Regions from separate parts of the Homo sapiens genome. Here region 2 is linked to region 1. Evidence: chromatin contacts called from ENCODE Hi-C or POLR2A ChIA-PET data. All regions are on one chromosome and are shown on one strand. The core of a region is the stretch at or near the end of the contact, and the rest is flanking DNA. Distances in the headings are between cores, read along the strand shown.

Region 1 (5,685 bases), core at 826-3,325:
CAACCATCAGAAGTGGAAGATTATAAGGAGAGGGATCAATTCTCTCAATGCCTAATCAAAATGAAGGTTCTCACTCACTGAGAATCTAAGTCATATCTGCAATTATAACTGCACCATACTTCATGTTTTTATGTGAAGCATGCAAAAGGGAATAGATTAGAAACCCTATGTTTATGGGACAAAAACTTATAGTTGTACTACAGTGAGTCTGTCTGTATGTGAAGTTATATGTCTTATCCACCGTAATGAATGAGATCCTGTCTGAATGCAGCATACAAATCTTGTCCTGAAAAAAACCCTCGGCCAGGCGCGGTGGCTCACGCCTGTAATCCCAGCACTTTGGGAGGCCGAGGCGGGCATATCACAAGGTCAGGAGATTGAGACCATCCTGGCTAACACGGTGAAACCTCGTCTCTACTAAAAATACAAAAAAATTAGCCGGGCATGGTGGTGGGCACCTATAGTCCCAGCTACTCAGGAGGCTGAGGCAGGAGAATGGCGTGAACCCTGGAGGCGGAGCTTGCAGTGAGCCAAGATCGCGCCACTGCACTCCAGCGTGGGCGACAGAGAGAGACTCCGTCTCAAAAAAAAGAAAAAAACTCTCTAGGGCTTCAGTAAAAACCACACACAAAATTGTCACTGAAGCAGCCAAACGGCCATAAAAATCTCATAGCACATCCATGAAACTTGAGAGAGGTTTCCCAAACTGAACAATAACCCTAAAAAAGTACGTTAACAATATCAGTAATGAGTTGTGATGCTGAAATAAATTTATAAACAATTATTAAGAAACAAATTTAATCAGCCATGCTGGAGAAAAGACTGATCTTTCTCTTTTCTTTATAGAGAATTACAAAATACGCCGGGCGCGGTGGCTCTCACCTGTAATCCCAGCACTTTGGGGAGGCTGAGGCGGGCAGATCACATGAGGTCAGGAGTTTGAGACCAGCCTGGCCAACATGGGGAAACTCTGACTCTACTAAGTTTACAAAAATTAGCCGGGCGTGGTGGTGAGCACCTGTAATCCCAACTACTTGGGAGGCTGAGGCAGGAGAGTTGCTTGAACCCGGGAGGCAGAGGTTGCAGTGAACCGAATTGCACCACTACACTCCAGCCTGGGTGGCACAGCAGGACTGTCTGCAAAAAACAAAAAAAAAAAAAAAAAAAAAAAGTTACAAAATAATTGTTATAGGAAAAGGCAATCAGAAGTACGCAGCCAAAACAAAGGTGGGAAAAATGATCATAAATGGTGCTCCCAAAGTCTGGAAACACAGGTGAATATACATAATGTCGGGGGCGACTTCAATCTTTTAGAAAAAAATAGGTTTCTGGGCTCTCAGACGCCCTGTAGAAGAATATCAGGCAGTCAATGAAAATATTACGGTTATGTGTGTGATGTTTGTGGGTTTTATTAACTTTTAAAATATCATTTGTTTTTTCTTTCTCTTTCTAAATATACATTCACTTTCCTACCCTTCTGCGCGTAACTTTTTGTACTCTTTCCTAATGAGGGTCCCCACAAATTGTATGAGCTGCGCTTCCTGCAAAACCAGGATCAGCCCCGTCTGCAACCTCAAAGTCACTGAATTTCTCTGCAGTCTCAGTTTCCCCTTTTAAAAAAATTGGGAATTTGCCCTGCATTTCCTTAGAGTTGCTGTGAAGGCCAAACGAGATGGTGGTGGGCAAAAGAGCTCTGCCAACCACGCAGGCCCCTGCAAATGTGAAGGGCCTCTGACCTGGAGGGTTGGGTGCTGGCCGACCTCGTCAATCCTCCCTACTCCGACCCCCGCGCGGGGCTCCACTGACCCCGCCCCTGCTGGGCACTGACAGCCGCAGCACCGAACCGAGCGGTGGGGGTGGTAGCACCCGCCCACCTGGAGCAACTGGGATCCGAAAGGATGGGGTGCGGGGGAGGGGAGTTCGGGACCAACGGGAGTTGGGGAGCCTGAAGGGTGGTCGCTGAGCCAGGGCAACTGACGATTCCGGAGGGGGTGGGGCGCCAGGCCTCAGCCCCTCTCCCGGAGCCCTCCAGCCTCCTCAGCAGCGGAAGTTCCGGTGTCGGTAAGCGGAGGTCAGAGGTCAGCAGGAAGTCGATACGTGGCTGCCGTCTGTCCCCGCTGAGGAGGTGCAGCAGCCGGAGATGGCGGCGGTGCTGAACGCAGAGCGACTCGAGGTGTCCGTCGACGGCCTCACGCTCAGCCCGGACCCGGAGGAGCGGCCTGGGGCGGAGGGCGCCCCGCTGCTGCCGCCACCGCTGCCACCGCCCTCGCCACCTGGATCCGGTCGCGGCCCGGGCGCCTCAGGGGAGCAGCCCGAGCCCGGGGAGGCGGCGGCTGGGGGCGCGGCGGAGGAGGCGCGGCGGCTGGAGCAGCGCTGGGGTTTCGGCCTGGAGGAGTTGTACGGCCTGGCACTGCGCTTCTTCAAAGGTGAGCCGGGCCAGCCCCACCCCCGCCGCTTCTGCCCGGCCCCGGGAGCCCGGCGTGGGCTGTGGTCCCCAGGGTGACTGGACCAGACTTGCCCTCACCCACTCATACTGGGCTGTGGTGACTCAAGCGGGGTTCCCTCCTTGGGGGTACCCGAAGTTTGTCACTACCCGCTTGGCCACTAGGTCACACCCCTGACGGGCCTGCAACCTTGGTTTAGCAGTCATGTCCCGCCTCCCAGAGGTTACCGGGACATTTTACCTGATTTAGCTTCTGGGATTTCCAGGAGCCCTGGTGGAAGAATGAGCCCACTTTCTTCCAAAGGATCCCATTCTGGGATTGCCTTTTATTATTATTATTTTTTTAACTGACGCTTTTCTTTTCCTATTTCCCATGGCTTGTCACATCAGAACCCGCCGATTTTTACCCTTAGTGGAAGAAATCTGTCAAGAGGTTCCATACATAGCTTTTCCAGCCATTCTTGGGAACCATAAACTGGAACAGGACTTGATCCCCCGGCAGATTGATGTGGCAGAGAGGAGGAAGTAAAGTGTTAAGCTCATCATCCTCTCCGGCTTGTCAAACTCTTGAGGAGAGATGTCCACTATGTTCTAGTAACTTCTAGGTGGTTAAAATTTTACATTGTAAGCAATGTGCAAGAGTGAATTCTCAGAGTAAGGCCTAACAGTACCTTCTGTGCTTTTCGCATAATTAATTGTTAAATGTCTCTTGTCTTAGAGCAAGATTGTAGTGTGCGGTTTTTTTTTTTTTTAATTGGGTGATTCACTTAGTCGAATGGTGGAGAGACCAATCACATGATTTTTGTCAGTGGGAAAAACTGATGAAAGCCCGTTAGTTTGATTCTTAAAGATACTTAGTCTTGTAGGGCGAATGGACAGGGAGGGACATCAGCAAATGCAACTTTAAAAGTGGTTGCTAGGTTCCACGTACATTCCAGAGCAGCATATTTATGACACTTTCCCCAGAGGGAGTACCTTTTGGAGTACATATTTTACTAGCCAAAGTTGAGTAGTTCAATGTAATGATACACACGGAAGTTGTTTTCTCTCAAAATAACTTTAATTGTGCAAACTAGTGAAAGTTTTATAAATTTTCCAGAACATTTGATCATTTCACATTCAATGACATATTCGTGGTCATTGCACAATGAGTTGAGCCCTCTGTGTACTAACTAGCTTGGGGAATTGGTAATGGCTAATGGGTTTTGGATCATTTGACTTTTAGATCACCGGCTTGAATTTAGAGTTTGCTGTAGTGATGATATATTACCACTTGATAAAAATCAGGTGGTTTCTGTACAATTCATATAGCTACATTCCATCTTAAATTTTTATTCTTGGAACTTATTTTTCAGTAAAGTATATTGTAGCAGAGAGTAAGAGTAGAAATGAACTAATTCCTTTTTTTTTTTTTTTTTGAGCTGGAGTCCTGCTCTGTTGCAGGACTGAGGGAGGCTGAGGCAGGAGAATCACTTGAACCCGGGAGGCGGAGGTTGCAGTGAGCCAAGATGGCACCATTGTACTCCAGCCTGGGCGACGAGCAAAACTCCGTCTAAAAAAAAAAAAAGAATCGCTTCAATATGGGAGGCAGAGGTTGCAGTGAGCCGAGATCATGCCACTGCACTCCATCCTGGGCGACAAAGTGAAATTCTGTCTCAAAACAAAGAAAAAGATTAAAACACTGTAACGTGTAGTATACTTAACATTGTTTGGAGAGTCAGGAAGCTCTGGATTCTAGTTACCTTGTAAACTAGACAATTAACTTTTCCAGAATCAGTTTCATATGTATAAAGGGAGCTGGATTCTATAAAATATGATGTCTCAGATTTAAGATTCAGTGGTCTTAACCTAACAGATTATTTTAACATGTGTCTTGAGTGGTAGGAATCCTGGGGAAACTTATAACTTGGGGCCTAGGTGTTAGTCACCTTAGAGAATAAAGCTACACTGATAGGTGTGGTTCACTCACTTCCTAAATGAAGTTCTCAAAGCAATATCCAGGTACTAAAAAGGAGAAATAGCTGTGTAGCAATTAAAAGCTACCTTTCTGCATGTGTCATTGGAGACTGTTAGTATATGAGACACTAACTGACAAAAGGGAAGGATGTAAAAGCAGTCAGAAGAATTATGGAATGTGGAGTGAGCCAAGTAATGCTGCCTTTGTTTTGTTTTTTGTTTTTGAGATAGAGTCTCACTCTGTCGCCCAGGCTGGAGTGCAGTGGTGCCATCTCGGGGCTCACTGCAAGCTCCACCTCCCGGATTCACTCCATTCTCCTGCCTCAGCCTCCCGAGTAGCTGGGACTACAGGTGCCCACCACCACGCCCGGCTAATTTTTTGTATTTTTCGTAGAGACGAGGTTTCACCGTGTTAGCCAGGATGGTCTCGATTTCCTGACCTCGTGATCCTCCTGCGTCAGCCTCCCAAAGTGCTGGGATTACAGGTGTGAGCCACTGTGCCCAGCCTGGTTTTTTTTTTTTTTTTTTTTTTTAGGCAGAGTTTGATTCTTGTTGCTCAGGCTAGAGTGCAATGGCGCGATCTCAGCTCACTGCAACCTCTGCCTCGAGGGTTCAAGTGATTCTCCTGCCTCTGCCTCCCGAGTAGCTGAGATTACAGGCATGTGCCACCACGCCCAGGTACTTTTGTATTTCTAGTAGAGACGGGGTTTCTCCATGCTGGTCTCGAACTGCCGACCTCAGGTGATCTGCCCACCTTGGCCTCCCAAAGTGTTGGGATTATAGGCGTGAGCCACCGTGCCCGGCACCTTTGTTTTAATGTGTGGATTTTTCTGGTGGAACACATGGTGTTTTGTCAGTCTTGCTGGGACTTTTAATCGCTATTCTATGGTTTTATACCAGTATCTCACGAGAATTAGAAATAACATTACATTTTCGGCCGGGTGTGGTAGCTTTTGCCTGTAATCCCAGCACTTTGGGAGGCCGAGGCGGGTGGATCACAAGGTCAGGAGATCGAGACCACCCTGGCTAACACGGTGAAACCTCATCTGTACTAAAAATAAAAAAATAAAAAAATTAGCTGGGCGTGGTGGCAGGCGCCTATAGTCCCAGCTACTTGGGAGGCTGAGGCAGGAGAATCACTTGAACCCTCAAGGCGGAGCTTGCAGTGAGCCAAGATTTCGTCCCTGCCCTCCAGCCTGGGCAACAGAGCAAGACTCCATCTCAAAAAAATAAATAAATAAAGGAAAGAACATTACATTTTCTCTTCCACTGTGGAATAAATACGA
Region 2 (6,365 bases), core at 2,972-5,471, 680 kb before region 1:
TGTGATTTGAACCACATACTCCCTGGCCAAGAGGCCTCAGACAGTCTAATCTGACACAGCTCATTTCCTCTGCTGTAAAAAGCAGAACAGGCATACCTTGCAAGATTATCGTAAAACCTAGAGATAACCTGTAAAGTGTCCAGCACACAGTAGATGTTCAATAAGTCGTAGTTATAAAGAAGATGAAATGGAGGAGGGACACAGTGAGAAAGGACACGGTAGCCTATGGATGTGCCTCTTGGAAAGTTACGGATCTGCTGAACCACCAGACACATGAACTGGCTTCAAAGGCCAGGCCCCAGAGATCAAGTTTCCATTCCCGGCCCAGCCCCAGGCACTATGGCCACGTAAACATATTATCAAATGAAAGGACATATCCATAGGACAATGTCAGAGCTGGCAAGGACCGTAAAGGCCATCAACGCCACCTAGTCAGCTCCCTGTATTATAATTAAGGACAACTGAAGCCTAGAGGGGCAAAAGTAATCAGTTAATGTCCCATGGCCAAAAGCCACAGTTACAACTCAAGTCTCCAAACTGCCCATCAAGGAGCTCTTCTCAGCCCAGTCAGCACTTGTGAGGGTCACGTACCCAGTGGCCAGGGTTTGGTCACACAGGCAGGCCCACCACACACTACACAGGCTTTCTGGGAGCACACTCACAAGACACATGCCTTCACCACGGGCAGGTATGTGTCAAGAAATGCTCCCTAATCACTCACTCACCAGCTCATCTGTCACCTCAAAACTCTCAAGTCTCTCTCCTGCCCCCAGGGCTCACTCTGCTCTCCCTCTGCTACTTGCCCAGGTAGGTTTGGCTCCATGGTGGGGAGTGCCCACATATGGGCATGGGGAGGACAGAGGGCACTGCTTCTCTGGGGCAAAAGGGAGGGTGGGAAAGTGTCCTGCTGTGGGACTGGTAGGATAAATAATTCAAATGCTCTACACAGCCATCAAATCTGCTTTTCCATGAGTACTCAATAAAAGGAAAATTCTGAAGGCATAACAGAAAAAACAGGATACACAAACTTCACCTACGGTTCCCTCCCTCTATTGTTTTAATAGATAAATATGCATATGTGAACAGTGTGGAAGGAAATGCATGTTAAGAGTGGTTATCTCAGCCCAGCGCAATGGCTTATGCTTGTAATACCAGCATTTTGGGAGGCCAAGGTTGGCGGATCACCTGAGGTCAGGAGTTTGAGACCAGCCTGGCCAACATGGTGAAACCCCGCCTCTAATAAAAATACAAAAATTAGCTGGGAGTGGTGGCAGGCACCTGTAATCCCAGCTACCCAGGAGGCTGAGGCAGGAGAGTCGCTAGAACCCGGCAAGCAGAGGTTGCAGTTAGCTGAGATCATACCATCGCACTCCAGCCTGGGCAACAAGAGTGAAACTCCATCTCAAAAAAAATTTTTTTTCCCTAATTTTCTAGAATAAACATGAATTACTTTTATTTTAAAAAGAGTCCAGTAAGTTTCTGGTTAAGGTACAGCAGAATGGTGGACACCCTTTGAATTGTTCTTCCCGTTCTAGAATTTTCACAAAGATGAACAAGCAGCCCATTCTCCCACTCAGTGAAGAGGCTCTCAAGAAATGATCTCCCTCACTGACATCTGATCTTTCCTGAGGACTGATGTGAAACCATTTTTTTTTTTTTGAGATGGAGTTTTGCTCTTGTTGCCCAGGCTGGAGTGCCATGGCCCGATCTCGGCTCACTGCAACCTCCGCCTCCTGGGTTCAAGCGATTCTCCTGCCTCAGCCTCCTGAGTAGCTGGGATTACAGGCATGTGCCACCACGCCCGGCTAATTTTGTATTTTTAGTAAAGATGGGGTTTCTCCATGTTGGTCAGGCTGGTCTCAAACTTCCGACCTCAGGTGATCCACCCACCTCGGCCTCCCAAAGTGCTGGGATTACAGACATGAGCCACAGCACCCAGCCTGAAATCATTCTTTTCTCCAGACATTAACATGATGGTCATCCCATCTCCAGGATTGGAGCCCAGTGGAAAATGTTCCTCTCGGGGCCTCTCAGCCTCACCCCCGCCTTTCCGCAGCTGTGGCAGCTGGGAATAGAACAGGTGGGAATACTTGCAGAAATATTTGCTGTCTTATCAGTCCCCAACTAAACAGTGTCCGAAAGTCAAAGCAACAGCTGAAAACCCGCCAGAGATGTTTTCATTAGACACACTGCATGTGACCTACACACACTGCTTTGGTTTCTTTAAAAAAATTTTGTTTGTTTGTCAGGAAGTTGCTCATGGGGACTCCACAAAACTTTCCCAGCAGTAGTGGAGAGACACGGGTAGGAGTTGAATACAGGAACCTCCTGCGCAAAAACTCAAGAGATAAAGACAGTGTAGCCAGCTATGTTCAAATCCTGGTGCTTAAAGCACTGAAGCCACATAACTGGACTAGCTGCTTAACTCCCTGAACTTGTTTCCTCTTCTGTAAAAAGGTAATAATAAACTATTTCAGTGTCATTGAAATTCTTAAGATCTTAAATTCTAATATTCTGTACAAGATAGCTTTTTATTATGACCAACTCATAAGCGAGATATATGTCATTATTAACATCGATAACAGAGAAAGGCCAAAGTAGGCAAGAGGCAAACCCCCCTTGGGGGGACGGTGAGCAGCTACGGAGGGGAGACAGGTGTGACATTATGCACCACAGCTCCAGGCACCCCAGCAGCAGCCCCTAGCCCTTGCTCCTCCTCCTCCTTGCTGCTCTTTCAAATAGACAGGAACAAGCCACTCACTCCCCACATGTGAACATGCTGGACTCAAGACTTGGCACATGGGCACTTCAACACCAAAGGGTACAGAGTTTTCCCCAAAAACCTGATACATCCATCCCACTTCAAAGCAACATGCCCCCAAGCCCTCACTCCAGTCTCTGCCCTGGAACCCAAGGCTCAACGTGGGCGTCGTGAGGACGCAGCTCTGAGGTGGGGCCAAGAACCAGGCCCCTTCTGCACCTGCGCCAGTCACCGGCTGCCCACAACCACATTCAGGAGAGAAGAACCTGAGGCTCACACACCTGAAGCAGCTTATCCCGAGACTCCAATTACCGCCAAAGGTCTTGGCTGAAGGCCTTGGAGGCTCAGGTGTCTGCAGAATTGGCTACAGAGGCATCAGAGGCTTCCTTACTGGAAGCTGGGGTCGGTCCTAATCAAGTTACTTCGTAGACAGCCTTGGCAACCCCAGGCTGTCGCTTCTGAGTTAAGTTAGTCTACAATCGTCTCTATGGAATGCTCTCAGGTTCTCCATTTGTAAATAGGGATGCAGTTACTTCACTCAACACCGTTCATACCTTTCAAAGGGAATACTTATTAAGGCAATAAACAGGGGTGAGGTCTGCTCGGAGGGATGGACAGCAGATCTAGAAGCCAGGACACTGGGGTCGAAGCCTGGCTCTGCTATATCGTACCTGGGCGACCTTGGGAAAAGTCACTTTAGCTCTGTGGCCTCAGTTTCTTCATCAGTAAAATTCAGAGGGGGGACTAGCTTCTGTCTCAGGTTCCTTCAGCTCCAAAAGCTTGCTTCTGGCTGTCTCCTCACTGCTGGAAATGCCTGATAAAACAGCCAAACACCGCTGCTAACAGAAACCGGCTCTAGGCTTGAGCCTGCGGCCCTGCCCCTCACGTGCGGGCAGAGCCCCCGCGCGCCTCCTTCCCGGGGAAAGCATGCCCAGGACCCGGTGCTAGAGGCCGAATGGACTCGGCGCAACGGAGGTCTCCGGCGAGAGAGAAGAAGAACAAAACGCCCCCGCCTGCTACACGCCTCAGAGACCCACGTGCACCGCTCCTTTAAATGCACCGGCCCTTTAACCGCTCGCGCCGCGCCCACCCCCAGCCGGGGCTCGGCGGCAGGCGGGCGCAGGGAAGTGGGGACGCAGTGAGGCCGAAGGCCTGAGGGCCGCTCCCCGCGATCCTTCCACGACCCAGTTCCGGGCCGGCCCAGCCGCCGCCTGCCGGGCACTCTCCTCTCTCCGCCCCCGCGCTGGCCGCAGAGGCCAGGAGCGCTGCGCACGCAGGGGCCGCAGACCCACAGCCGGGGAAGGGACCGTGGCCAGAGGCGTGCGGAGGGCAGGGCAGGGCCCTCAGGGCGCAGCCCCACCCCGGGCCCTCAGCGCCGCAGGCGACAGGGCCCTGGCCTGGGCACCCCCCGGCACCGCCCGCTCACCTGCTCTGCCGCCGCGCTCCAGCGGAGTTTACGCAGCTGGCTGAGCGCCCGGCCGGACCCGGCGCCGGCCCAGGCCCCGCCCCACGCCCGCCCAGGCCACGCCCGGTGGGCGACGCCGCGTTCCCTCGTCCACTGGGGCCCCACCTGGAGTCCCGGGCGCGCGGGGAGGGTGGCCTTCACGCCGCGTGGATGACAGGGTCATCCCGACGTCGGAACTAAGCGACGACCTTAGAAGGAGTGGAGGCCGGGCCTGTCATCTTCCTGCGGGCCTGGCAGCAGCGTGGGGCGGTAGGACATAGGCTTCGAGGACACTCTTTCTTGTAGTTTTGGGTCCACATCCCCTCCTCCTCCCGGTTGTTCTCACATTAAAGGAGCACTAATGGCCCAATGTGAGCTAACACCATGAGAATGTTCCTGGTCTGTTCCCTAGGGCGCTTCAGAGCCACCAGGAGCTCTGCATAAAATTGAACAGGAATAAATTGCTGCCTGACCTGAGAATTGGCCTAGGGGGTTGTGGTTCCAGGATTTGGGGTCTGTGGGGTAGGTTGAGATTGTCAATAATTTGGCGTTGTCTGAGTAGTTTTACTTTTTTTTTTTTAACTTAAGGTGAAATTCACATAACATAAAATTTACCATTTTAAAGTGGGCATTTCAGTGGCATTTAGTGAATTCACAATGCTGTGCAACCACCACCTCTGTCTAGTTCCAAAACATTTTCCTCATTCCGAAAGAAAAACCCCATACCCATTGAGAAGTTTCTTCCCAATGCCCTCTTCCCCCCCAGCCCCTGGCAATTACCAGTCTACTTCTGTCTCTATATTTACTTACTTTAGATACTTCATATAAACGGAATCACAGTGTGTGGACTTTTGTGTCTTTCACTTAGCATGTTTTCGAGGTTCATCCTCAGGTAGCATGTAACAGACTTTATTCCTTTTTATGACTGAATAGTGTTTGTGTGTGTATATGTATATGTGTGTGCGTGTGTGTGTGTGTATCATGTATGCCACAGTTTATTCATCTATGGACATTGGGGCTGTTTGCATCTTTTGGCTTTGTGAATAATGCTACCATGAACATGCATGTACATGTATTTGTTTGAGAGCCCATTTTTATTTGGGGAGGGTACATACATAGGGGTTGAATTGTTGGATCGCATGGTAATTCAATTTTTTTTTTTTTTTGAGACAGAGCCTTGCTCTGTTGCCCAGCCTAGAGTGCAGTGGCCGCAATCTTGGCTCACTGCAACCTCTGCCTCCCAGGTTCGAGCAATTATCTTGCCTCGGCCTCCTGAGTAGCTGGAGTTACAGGTGTGTGCCACCACATCTGGCTAATTTTTGTATTTTTAGTAGAGATGGGGTTTCCCCATGTTGGCCAGGCTGGTCTTGATCCTGAACTCAAGTTATCTGCCTGCCTTGGCCTCCCACAGTGCTGGATTATAGGCATGAGCCACCGTGCCCAGCCTTCAGTGTTTAACTATTTGGGGAACCCCAAGTGGTTTCCACGATGGCTGAACCATTTTATATTCCTACCAGCAATGTACAGGATCCCAATTTCTCCACATCCTCACCAACACTTGTTATTTTCCATTTTATTGTTATCCTAGTAGGTGTGCAGCGGTACCTCATTCTGGTTTTGGTTTACATTTTCCTAATAACTAATGCTATTAAGCATTCTCCTTTTCATGTGTTTGTTGGCCATCTGTATATCTTCTTTGGAGACATGCCTATTCAAGTCCTTTGCCCATTTTAAAATTGGGTTGTCTTTTTGTTGTTGGGTTGTAAGAGTTCTTTATATATTCTGGACACTAGACCCTTATCAGATATATGCTTTGCAAATATTTCTCTCCCATTCTGTAATTGTCTTTTTCACTTTCTGATGTCCTTTCATGCACATAAAACTTTAATTTTGATGAACTTCAGCTTAACTGTTTTTTCTTTTGTTGTTTGTGCATTTGGTGTCCTGTGTGAGATATCATTGTCAAATCCAAGGTTGTGAAGATTTACTCCTGTGTTTTCTTCTAAGAGTTTTATAGTTTTAGCTCCTATATTTAGGTTGTTGATCCATTTTAAGATAATTTTTGTATGTAGTGTGAGGTTAGGGTCCAAGTTCATTGTTTTGCATGTGGACTTCTAGTTGTCCCAGCACCATTCGTTGAAGAGATTGTCCTTTTCCTAT

Evidence for each region. A loop is a pair of places that touch in the nucleus more often than their neighbours do. ChIA-PET counts read pairs that join two places held with the same protein, here RNA polymerase II (POLR2A). Pooled maps may share reads with other maps.
Region 2: a pooled map shows a loop between it and region 1 (2.8-fold over the local background). The contact joins the promoter of PSEN2 here to the promoter of ACBD3 in region 1. A Hi-C loop is called at or near these places in 5 of 50 pooled maps. POLR2A ChIA-PET finds 5 or more read pairs at or near these places in 3 of 52 experiments (HEK293, activated CD4-positive, alpha-beta T cell and activated T-cell).

Annotation. Positions count from the first base shown.
Region 1 is chr1:226,183,131-226,188,815 of GRCh38, reverse strand. It overlaps ACBD3 (acyl-CoA binding domain containing 3), which reads left to right and starts at 2,075. Exons shown (of 8, transcript NM_022735.4): 1 at 2,075-2,426. The coding sequence starts at 2,141. It overlaps LOC101927247 (a long non-coding RNA gene), which reads right to left and starts at 920. Exons shown (of 2, transcript XR_001738504.2): 1 at 883-920. RefSeq lists silencers at 2,174-2,468, 2,105-2,584.
Region 2 is chr1:226,868,472-226,874,836 of GRCh38, reverse strand. It overlaps PSEN2 (presenilin 2), which reads right to left and starts at 4,221. Exons shown (of 13, transcript NM_000447.3): 1 at 4,188-4,221; 2 at 3,433-3,575. LOC105373119 (a long non-coding RNA gene) reads left to right here and starts at 4,287. Exons shown (of 3, transcript XR_949226.4): 1 at 4,287-4,475. RefSeq lists silencers at 3,759-3,808, 3,819-4,418.